Regions from separate parts of the Homo sapiens genome. Here all the other regions are linked to region 3. The links are chromatin contacts, found by Hi-C or POLR2A ChIA-PET in ENCODE. All regions are on one chromosome and are shown on one strand. Each heading gives the region's core, a stretch centred on a gene start or an enhancer-like site at or near the end of the contact. The rest is flanking DNA. Distances are from core to core; before and after follow the strand shown.

Region 1 (3,701 bases), core at 1,147-3,646, 1.7 Mb before region 3:
CAGACCCAGGACTGTGTGCAGAGTTCCCGGACAGATTGAAGTGCTAAGAGGCTTTCTAGGTAAGTGGGCACCCAGGGCCAGGACCTCTGACCCAGGATCTCTTGGCGATGCCCCACTGTACCCCCTAGCCTCGGAAGCCACCAATGGGGGGGGTTCTACAAGTGCACTGCCTGGTGACGGTCACTGGCTATTCACTGTGCCTTCGTAGGGCGGCGTTACTGGTGGTTCTAATTCATGGGATGAATCTTGTTGAGTTCCCAGTGGTCTCTCTGCCCAGCCCCCTGTACCTTATTGCCACCAAGGCCCACACACAATTGGTGTGTGGAAGCATCAAGTAACCCCAGATTCACAGCAGGGGAGGCCTCTGCGGAGTTAGGGGACCATTGGCCACATCCACCACTAGGGCCCGGGGACTCCCACCTTTGACCCTGAATGCCCCACACCTCTCCCCATCTCTCCACCACCACGCCCATCTACAGAGGATGTGGTGCCTGATGCCACCTCCGCGTACCCCTACCTCCTCCTGTATGAGAGCCGCCAGAGGCGCTACCTCGGCTCTTCGCCGGAGGGCAGTGGGTTCTGCAGCAAGGACCGATTTGTGGCTTACCCCTGTGCTGTGGGCCAGACGGCCTTCTCCTCTGGGAGGCACTACTGGGAGGTGGGCATGAACATCACCGGGGACGCGTTGTGGGCCCTGGGTGTGTGCAGGGACAACGTGAGCCGGAAAGACAGGGTCCCCAAGTGCCCCGAAAACGGCTTCTGGGTGGTGCAGCTGTCCAAGGGGACCAAGTACTTATCCACCTTCTCTGCCCTAACCCCGGTCATGCTGATGGAGCCTCCCAGCCACATGGGCATCTTCCTGGACTTCGAAGCCGGGGAAGTGTCCTTCTACAGTGTAAGCGATGGGTCCCACCTGCACACCTACTCCCAGGCCACCTTCCCAGGCCCCCTGCAGCCTTTCTTCTGCCTGGGGGCTCCGAAGTCTGGTCAGATGGTCATCTCCACAGTGACCATGTGGGTGAAAGGATAGACACAGACCGGGGGACTCGGGCACTGCTCCTGGCTCTGCAGAAGGTGTGGGCCTTCTGCTTACTGCAGGCCACCTGCCAGGGTTCTCTGGCATCACGCTGGCAGCCATTAGACACACAGGGGGGTTTCTCAAATTCTAAATATAATTGTGATTAGAACTGTCAAACATTAAGAGGGTATACTGACAGATGCTTCCTAGAGGAAACTTTTGAAAGCCCCTGCGTTCTGAGTGGACCGATTTCTAAATCCATACCTACACACCAGGAACAGCGTGGTCACGTTTTTTTTAGCCATGCCCCCACCCCCACTTTGGAATGACAGGAATCTGTGGCTCCCAGCCCCCCCAGGGGTTTAGGTTACTCTGTCAAAGAAGTAGAAATATCCTATGGTGGGGAGGAGCGGGGGTGGTTGCTGTGTCAGGGATGGTCCCAGGCTGCCCATAGAAATGTCCTATGCATCCTATTGGGTCCTTCGATGGGGGAAAATGGGAAAGGCTGAACCCGTAAAAAGCCTCAGAGCTGCCCACCCCCATCCCGTTCGATCCCCAAAGTTGCACGAGCAGGGGCAAAATCCCAAAGAGATTAGGATTTATGTAGGGGCCTCTTTTCCACAGCGCCCTTACCTTTTCCAAGGAACCCCCCACCCACCCCTGCAGGGTCAAGCACTTTAACAGCCTGTGTCAGTCACTAGCAAGGCAGAATTCCAGAGTAAGCGTACTCCTACCTCGACAAAGCCGGAGTGTCTGCGCGAGGGGCTGCCTGGAACAGCATGCCCCTTTGGAGTGGTTCCCGCAGAAAGAATGTGGGCCTCCTGGAGAGCTGGTCCTGGAGGGATGCCCCCGTCCCATCCCCCAACTCCAATCATTCTGACCTTGGCCTGCCAAGGCTGTGAGGGCCGGGCCTTCCGAGGATACCCGCCCTGGGAAGCACGGGCTGAGGGGGTGAGGACGCACTAGGGGTATGGCGAAGGGCTCCAATGCCCCAGGCTGCGGACTCCCTTAGTCCTTGCAGTTGCTTCCGTGTGCCCCGCCCTGAGTCCCCATCCCTCCTTGCCCTGCCCCCTGCTCCATCCCTCCCCTGCGCCCCGCCCCCTGTCCCCATCCCTCCCCTGCGCCCCGCCCCCTGTCCCCATCCCTCCCCTGCGCCTGAGTCCTCCCCAGGGCAGGGGTAAAAGACCTGGCCACAAGAACCGGAGCGGTGGTGACGCCAGGTCAGCAAGTGAAAGCTCTCCAATTCCGTCCCGCCCGCGGGCCGCGTGACTGGCAGCGGCCAATCGGAGGCAAAAGCGGGTTGTTCCAAAAAAAAAAAAAAAAAAAAAAAAAAAAAAAAAAAAACACACAAAACCCACCCAGTCGCTTCCTGCTTCCGCCTCGGCTCCTCTTCCTGCCGGCATCCGGGATCCCTACGTCCCGCGTCCCCCGAGCGCTCGGAGCCTACGCGCCCAGCGCTACCGAAACCCAGAGTCCTGCGCCCTGGAGTCCCCGCGCCCCGGAGCCCGAGCACCCGGGAGTCCCGAGCCTCGCGCCCCGGAGTGCCCGAGCCTGCGCCGCCGCACCCGGATACCCCGCGTCCCCGCGAGCTGCCGAGGCCGCCCGCCGCCGCCCCGCGGACAGTACCGCCTTCCTCCCCTCTGTCCGCGCCATGGCCGCCCCCGACCTGTCCACCAACCTCCAGGAGGAGGCCACCTGCGCCATCTGCCTCGACTACTTCACGGATCCGGTGATGACCGACTGCGGCCACAACTTCTGCCGCGAGTGCATCCGGCGCTGCTGGGGCCAGCCCGAGGGCCCGTACGCGTGCCCCGAGTGCCGCGAGCTGTCCCCGCAGAGGAACCTGCGGCCCAACCGCCCGCTTGCTAAGATGGCCGAGATGGCGCGGCGCCTGCACCCGCCGTCGCCGGTCCCGCAGGGCGTGTGCCCCGCGCACCGCGAGCCACTGGCCGCCTTCTGTGGCGACGAGCTGCGCCTCCTGTGTGCGGCCTGCGAGCGCTCTGGGGAGCACTGGGCGCACCGCGTGCGGCCGCTGCAGGACGCGGCCGAAGACCTCAAGGTGCTCCTGGGCGGGGGTGGCGTGCAGGGGCGTCGGGGAGCCGGGGACTGGGGAGGCCTGGGCGGGTGGGAGGTTTGGGGGACTGCTCCGGGAGTAATCTGTCTCTGTCTAGGGCGGGGAGCTCAGGATGCAGCCTGCTGTGGGCCTGTGAGGGGGGTGTCGCGCAGGGTGGCTGTGGGGGCTCATGACACAGCCTGTTTCAACCAGGCCCCTTGAGGCTGGGACCATGGCCGCCAATGAGACCCTGCTCTCGGGGGTGAGGGGCGTACCTCTCATAGATAGAGGCTAAGAGAGGAAGGTGGAAGGTGGAAGGTGGTGGAGTGGGGGCAAGGAAAATGTGGCCATACCCTGGCCAGCAAGGAGCTGGAATCAGAGGAAAGTGGGAGAACCTCAGAGGTGGCCGATCCTAGATGGACTCCCTGCAGGGACTGTGTTAGCAGGTCAGTACTTAAGTCCTGGGAAAGCCCCAGACTGGGCAGGATGAGGGGGACACAGTCGTTTCCTCTCTAACCTCCCCTCCAGGGCTGCCCTGCATTTCTGGGTGGGGTACTGGGAGCCATCTCTGCCATCTGAGATGCCAGGGCTCAGCCTGCCTTTTCTCCCCTTGTCTTGCTGCTTAAAACC
Region 2 (3,500 bases), core at 838-3,337, 1.2 Mb after region 3:
CCAAAGTGCCGGGATTACAGGCGTGAGCCACCATGCCTGGCCCCAGGTTACTTTCTGTAAAGAACACCAGTCATATTGGATTAGGGCCCACTCTAATGACCTCATGCCCTCTTGATTTACCTTTGTAAAGACCCTATCTCCCAATAGGGTTATATTTTGAGGTCCTGGGGGTTAGGACTTCAGCATATGAAGTTTGAGGGGACACACCATTTAACCTATAACACACCCCAATTCCAGGTTGCCATGCTTACTGGCAGGAGCTTCACCTTCTATTTATATGTCTGGACCATGGTGCCTGTTACCTATGGCAGGGGCTCTCACATGCAGCAGTTGCCTGATTGTAGTGTGTACCGATATGTATAGCTGGCTAGAGTGTGTGATCATCTGGGGACTCAAGGCACCTTAAACATGTGGGGTAGGAGGTGGGGAGGGGAGAATGGGAGGAGAAAGCCCTGAGGTCTTGTTCTTGGCCCAGAAACTCCTGTGCACACCTCTGTAGTTACAGTCCTCTGCAGGTATGCAGGACTGCCCAGAAGACAATTCGCCTTAATTGCCTAGGCCACCCCGGGCATTTATGCATCTTTCTGGGAGGGGAGCAGAGGGGAAGGGCTGGGCAGGCGTAGCAGCTGCAGCCCTGTCTGCCGCCCCTGGAGACTCAAGCTCACAAATGGCCTATAGTCTGGGGGCTGGGTTGCAGAGTCCTTGTTGCTTAGGGTTGCTGGATTTAGCAAATAATAATACCAGATGTCCAGTTACATTTCAATTTCAGATCAATTACAAATAATGTTTTAGTATCGGTATTTTCCAAACATTGCATGGGACATACCTACATTAAAAAATTACTTGTTTACCTGTTAGAGGAGGCAGTTAGGAAAGACCTCTCTGAAGAGGACATTGGGCAGTGATCTGAGTGAAATCAGGGACACAGCAGTGCAGATCTAGGGGAAATAATGGAGACAGAGAGAACAGCAGGTGCAAAAACGTGGCTGAGGAGCCCCAGAAAGGCCAGCGTGGCACGGTCTCCCATTTTAGTGTGAGCTTGTTGAAGTGTGGATTCCAGGCCCTGCTTCTAGTGCAGTAAATATGGGGTAGGTACGGGACCCCATCAAGAAGCTCAGTTCGCATCTATCCTATTCCCTACTCCTTCTCAAGTTTTCAGACACAGTCCAGGGTATGAAATGCACCATCGTGGGCTCAGAGCTGGGGGGAGCCCCTCAAGGACCACCTGGTGCAAACCTCTCCAGTTACTGATGAGGAAACTGAGCTCCAGGGGGTCTTTAAGGACCTCATCCAAGGGATCTGGTCAGAGGAGAGCATGGTGCTTTTGTGCACAGCCAGGTCCAGGTCTTCCGGGGCACTTCTAAAAGGAGTTTGGGGAGCAGCGTGTGGTTTTTGGGGAGCCCCCACCCACTCCCCAGTGCCTGTGGCTTTGAAGCTAGGGCTTCCTGCATGGCCCTGTTGGGCCCTGCTGATCCTAGAGGTCTCACGGCTCATGGCCCAGGGTCCCTAAGGTTGTGTCCACCTTCTGGCTTTCTGGCCCCTTAACCTTTGGCAAATACTTGCCGGTCTAACTTGAGTTCCTTGCTAGAGCTTGTTTCTTTCTTCATGTTTGAAAGAACATAAAAGAGAGAGAAGGGACAGTTAGAGCTATTTATGGAGCCGCAGCCCTAGAAAGCTCCTATCTGTTCTTTCTCCAAGCAGGAAAACCAATTGTAGGCCTCTGACCTCCTCCCTCTCCAGCTCCCAGTGGCCTCCGAGAGCCCCTTGAGCTGCAGAGAGATGCGGACTCTGCAGGCCCCTCACTGCCAGCACCTTCATCACCGAGAGCCTCCACCTGGGCTGGTGGTGGGGGTGGAGAGAATCAAGGAGCAGGAAGAGAGGTGAAGCGACACCGCCGAGGAGCCCCCTGCTCTGTTCTTCATCCTAGACACAGGGAGCACCGGCTTCTCCGCAGCCTTGCCTGGCGCTGCCCTGCAGCCACCCACCCCCCTTCTGAAGGATGCAGCCAGCACAGAGAGAGGGAAGCGAGACAGGAAGTGACCTCAATTTCCCCGGCCACAGAAAGGGCGGCTCCCCCTGCCTCTGCAGCTGGGTGTGAGTCCGCGGAGCTGAGAGCCTTGCCCTCTGCTCCATCCTCCTCTTTTGGGGGTCTCCGCGGTGTCAGGACTTGGAGAGCCTGGTCGTGGGACTTGATCAGAGAGGCCTTGAGTGCAGTGGGTGCTTATCTGGTGACTGTGGCCCTGAGGTCTGGGACAGACACTGCCAGTCTTTCTGGGCCACACCCACGGGGACTGCCAGCCCCCCTGGGCTTGGCACAGTGGAGGGGAGCCTCCACCACAGTGGAGGAGAGACACACCCAAGGCCCTGGATGTGCCCGGCTCTCTGCAGCTGTGGGTGCCTCAGGCCGGCCGCCGATGGGTCTCAGTTTCTGAGGGGGTGGCAGTGAAGTTGCAGAGAAGAAACCTATGAAGGTGCCCTGTCAACTGCCACACGCCGAGATGCACATTGACAGCCCATCACCGCCTCTTGCCTGTCCTCCCCGGGGACCGGCAGATCATGGGAGATGATTTGTCAAGGGGAGACACATTTGGGTGACACCAAGCCGAGCTTCCTGTCTTGAGACGCTTTCTGCTTTCTCATCTTCCTGCTAATGAGTTGCCTTTTGTGTGTGTAAGTTCAGAGGGCCTCTGTCACTGGTGTAACCTCTCCAGAACATTTGAACATGAAACAAACATCATTTCTCTAGATTAAATTAAATTAATTCCCAGCCGCACCTCCTGAGAGGAATCATCCACTGGGTTCCTGGGCGGGGAGGGGTCCTCACTGCATGTGTCAGAGGCGTGTGAACCAGAGCAACTCCATCTTGTATAGGGGCTGGGGAAAATGAGGCTGAGACCTACTGGGCTGCATTCCTAGATGGTTAAGGAAGTCACAGGATGAGATAGGAGGTCGGCACAAGATACAGGTCATAAAGACCTTGCTGATAAAACAGGTTGCAGTAAAGAAACTGGCCAAAACCCACCAAAACCAAGATGGCCATGAGAGTGACCGCTGGTCATCCTCACTGCTACACTCCCACCAGCACCGTGACAGTTTACAAATGCCATAGCAATGTCAGGAAGTTACCCTATATGGTCTAAAAAGGGGAGGCACGAATAATCCACCCCTGGTTTAGCATATCATCAAGAAATAACCATAAAAGTGGGCAACCAGCAGCCCTCAGGGCTGCCCTGTCTGTGGGGTAGCCATTCTTTTCTTCCTTCCTTTCTTTTTTCTTTCTTTCTTTTTTTTTTTTTTTTTTGATAGAGTTTCGCTCTTGTTGCCCAGGCTGGAGTGCAGTGGTGCGATCTCGGCTCACTGCAACCTCCTCCTCCTGGGTTTAAGCGATTCTCCTGCCTCAGCCTCCTGAGTAGCTGGGATTACAGGTGCCCATCACCATGCCTGGCTAATTTTTTGTATTTTTGGTAGAGATGGGGTTTCACCATGTTGGGCAAGCTGGT
Region 3 (3,626 bases), core at 785-3,284:
TCTTAGGACGGCGTTTCAAATTGCTCCAGGCTTCCAAGCTAGCCTGGGCTCTGGGAGGAGGGTTTGCAGGTTTGGAGAAGGAGCTGCTTCCCAGGTGCTCAGGGGATGGAAGTGAGAATAGGGAGGGTGTGGAGGGTACAAAGAGACTGTTTAGTTCTTGCGTAAAAGACAACACAATATGGTCCTTCCAGTTCTTTTTAGAGCTCAAAAGGTGAAATAAGAATAAAGAACAGCGATCTGCAGTTTTCCTATTATCCAAAAGCCTACTACCCAATTCAGTGGATTGTTTTGGCAACTTGCTTGGATAAACTTATTTAGAAATTATTTCAGAATTCCTCCAGGCAGTTACCCTACGTCCTTTTTAAGTCAAGGTGTGGTATAAGTCCATTAACGAATTAAAATACTTCCAGATTTCTGTGTTATTCTCAAGGCACTTTTGCTAGATAACAATACCTCACACTTGGACGGTGTTTTGTGGTTTGCAAAGCACTTTCACATCTGTTTTCTCACTTGGTTGCCATAATAACCCTGGGAGCCGGGAAGGGCATGTCTTGTTATTATCCCTATTTTGCAGATGAGGAAGCCAAGGTTTTTAGAAGGTTGGGTGGCCTAGTCAAGGTCACACCGGTAGGGGAATTGGGGGGATGGAGGAAACTAGAGCTGTTTTTCCTTAACCATCTTGCCTCTCACTGAGATGAAACAGCAGGATGGTTCCTGGGACCCAGGATCCCTTTGAACGCTTGGATTAAAATAATTTATGAGTTCTTTGTGAGTGTGTGTGGACCTGCTGGTAGTGGCTTTTCTTCATTAGAATTTGCATGCAAGATTGACACTAAGATGGCTGACTTTCACCATCCCAAACCAACCCTGTTTTTGCACCGTGCTGTAGTGGTATGAATTACCTTGCAGGTAATTGTGGCTTAGGTGATGGTACACAAAAGGCATCATACAGCAGCCAGATGTTCATTTTACTAAATGGAAAATATGACTCAGAACACGGGCCAATCTGAGCCTCCAAGCAGGCAAATTAGCCATTGAGGATGAAGTCTTCACCTCTGGAGAGGAGAGAATGTGGGAGCACAGAGCCCAGAGTCAAATGATTTGGTTGAGATCCCCCCACTTTGGTTATTTAGACTTGCTTATACTCCTCTGACCAGACTATGGGATCTTCTACAGAAATTCTACAGAAGTGTGGGCAGAATTACAAGTAAGGTGGGTTGAGGAAGTGCACAGGTGGAAGTGTAGCCGAGAGGATGCGTTTGAGGAGCAAGAGGCTGGGACTCAAGAAGGCTTTATGCAGACTCGAATCTTACATTGATAACAAGCATTTGCGTAGCACATACGAGTTTCATCCTATGAAGGATTCCATAGGATTCTCACAGCAGCCCAAGGATGTGAGCAGAGCAGTAAACAATATCCCTGTTTTATAGAGGAAGTAGAAATCGAGAAGCAGGAAGGTTGGGTAATTTGCCCAAAGTTCCACCACTAGTAAATCGCAGAACTGGGACTAAAGCCCAGGTCTTCTGACCCTCACTGGGCCCAGCGTTCTTTCCAATATGTCATCCTGCCATTTTCCCCTTCCTTCCTCCTCCCCACAGCTCCTTGCAAGTTCAGCCTGCTGGAGGTAAGGGAAGTGATCATGAGAGTTTTTCCAGTGCTGAGACGTTCTGGAAAAAACATGGACCTGTATCTGTGTCCTGATCTGTGCTTCGTGATTGGACTGTCTTGACACTCGTCTCAGGACTCTGGGGAGTGCTTGTGCAAGTGTTTCCCAGTGTGGCCGGCTTCTTGAACGCTGCTAATGGAAAGTTGTAAGAGTTCTATTTTCCTGTTTCAAGCGAGCGTTTCCCCCTTGGGGTTATAGCAACCACTTCCTCCTCAGCACCCGGTGGGTCGTGGTAAACACCAGTTACAGCAGAGTATCCCCTTCTGACAACCTCATTGGTTCCTTTTTTTTTTTTTTTTTTTTTTTTTGCCTGTAAGCACATACACACAGAGTTCTGAAGGCTAGGTCTCCTTTCCTTCTGGTTTAGAGTTTTCAGAGTACCCTGCTGTGGCCTTGGAAACAGAAAACCCACACAGAGGTCAAACGCAGTTCTCGTGGAGTCACCTTGTCATCCTGCTTTGTTTTGGAAGGAACTGGGTCGGAGGCAGCACAGTAGGACTACAGCATCTTTAACCCTTGGTAGGATGGCTGGATCCGCTGAACGCTTGTGGGTAAACAGGAAGCTCACAGCCTCAGTGGATCATTAAGGGTGATACAGAATAGACACGAAAATCTTAAGTGGGATGGGAGCAGAGCAGGACTTGGTGGGTAGATAGTGAGGAAAAGGAGGCAAATAGGGATGGTGAAGAAATCGAAAGGGAATGGGGGATACAAGGAAAGGGTCAGGAAAGGGTGAGTAAAAGGTTTAAAGAGAGGTGCTAATTTTAGATACTTAAAAGTATTTTAAGTATCTAAAACTTGTGGCTGGGTGTGGTGGCTCACTCCTTTAATCCCAGCACTTTGGGAGGCCAAGGCGGGCAGATCACCTGAGGTCAGAAGTTCGAGACCAGCCTGGCCAACATAGTGAAACCCCGTCTCTAACTAAAAATACAAAAATTAGGCCAGGCACAGTGGCTCACGCCTGTAATTCCAGCACTATGGGAGGCTGAGGTGGGTGGATCACGAGGTCAGGAGTTCAAAACTAGCCTGGCCAAGATGGTGAAACCCCATCTCTACTAAAACTACAAAAATCAGCCAAGTGTGGTGGCAGGTGCCTGTAATCCCAGCTACTCGGAGGCTGAGGCAGGAGATTGGTTTGAACCTGGGAGTTGGAGGTTGCAGTGAGCCGAGATGGTGCCACTGCCCTCCAGCCTGGGCAACAGTGAGACTCTGTCTCAAAAAAAAATGTGTATATATAAATACTTAAAAAATATTTGTAATTGCTGGTTTGGGGTTACTAGAATCTCTTCTGAATCTGTCTCAGTTTTTCTTACAGCTTTTAAAATCCATGGAACTCTATCACCAGGAGATGATTGTGGTATGGAGCTGATCACCCCGGAGTTAGTGGGGTGGCAACTGAGATCGGGGGGAAATGGAGCAGTTTGAGGATATATGGGCCGTGAAAACCTCCCAGCTCTGCCCCCAGCCATGCCATGAAAGTCATGGGGAAGAAAGGCCCCCATTTGTGTGTTTGTGTTATTAAATAGAACAGTAACAGAGCAGGTCTCTGAGCCTGCCTGGCAGAAATCTTTCTGTAGCAGGAGTGTCCTGCAACTCTCTGGTGGATTTGCAAAACAGTACAGATAGAAAAACTTAAATGGGAAACAAGCTTGTCTTGTCCTACTTTGTGGAGATAGATAATAAAGCCGAAAGGCCAAGAAGTGTAAATATATAGCATATATCTAATGTATATGGTATATGTACATATCAATCTATAGCTATGCAATATCTACACTATTTATCTATGTTTATACGATGACTCTAGGCTTCAGAAGACCTGTCAAAGATTTCCATACATCTAGAGAATTTAGAAGGATCCCTTTATAGGTGAGAGTTGAGACTTTTTGGCTGCAGGTTGGGATTTGGTGGACTAGTTCCTGGTACCACCACCTAGTTGCCGTGATTATCTTTAGACTAACCA

The links. A loop is a pair of places that touch in the nucleus more often than their neighbours do. ChIA-PET counts read pairs that join two places held with the same protein, here RNA polymerase II (POLR2A). Pooled maps may share reads with other maps.
Region 1: a pooled map shows a loop between it and region 3 (2.5-fold over the local background). The contact joins the promoter of TRIM11 here to the promoter of ITPKB-IT1 in region 3. A Hi-C loop is called at or near these places in 3 of 50 pooled maps. POLR2A ChIA-PET finds 5 or more read pairs at or near these places in 2 of 52 experiments (activated T-cell and activated naive CD8-positive, alpha-beta T cell).
Region 2: a pooled map shows a loop between it and region 3 (7-fold over the local background). The contact joins the promoter of LINC02765 here to the promoter of ITPKB-IT1 in region 3. A Hi-C loop is called at or near these places in 1 of 37 single-sample maps with no recorded cell type and 6 of 50 pooled maps. POLR2A ChIA-PET finds 5 or more read pairs at or near these places in 1 of 52 experiments (MCF 10A).

The regions. Positions count from the first base shown.
Region 1 is chr1:228,405,530-228,409,230 of GRCh38, reverse strand. It overlaps TRIM11 (tripartite motif containing 11), which reads left to right and starts at 2,396. Exons shown (of 6, transcript NM_145214.3): 1 at 2,396-3,077. The coding sequence starts at 2,670. TRIM17 (tripartite motif containing 17) reads left to right here. Exons shown (of 7, transcript NM_016102.4): 6 at 1-59; 7 at 480-1,296. The coding sequence ends at 1,030. RefSeq lists enhancers at 834-1,493, 1,685-1,734 and silencers at 2,085-2,154, 2,295-2,384, 2,445-2,684.
Region 2 is chr1:225,466,359-225,469,858 of GRCh38, reverse strand. LINC02765 (long intergenic non-protein coding RNA 2765) reads left to right here and starts at 2,087. Exons shown (of 3, transcript NR_187303.1): 1 at 2,087-2,670. RefSeq lists enhancers at 1,715-1,994, 2,125-2,384, 2,435-2,734, 3,423-3,500.
Region 3 is chr1:226,673,476-226,677,101 of GRCh38, reverse strand. ITPKB-IT1 (ITPKB intronic transcript 1) reads left to right here and starts at 2,034. Exons shown (of 2, transcript NR_103784.1): 1 at 2,034-2,185. All of the region lies in intron 2 of ITPKB (inositol-trisphosphate 3-kinase B), which reads left to right. RefSeq lists a silencer at 903-1,052.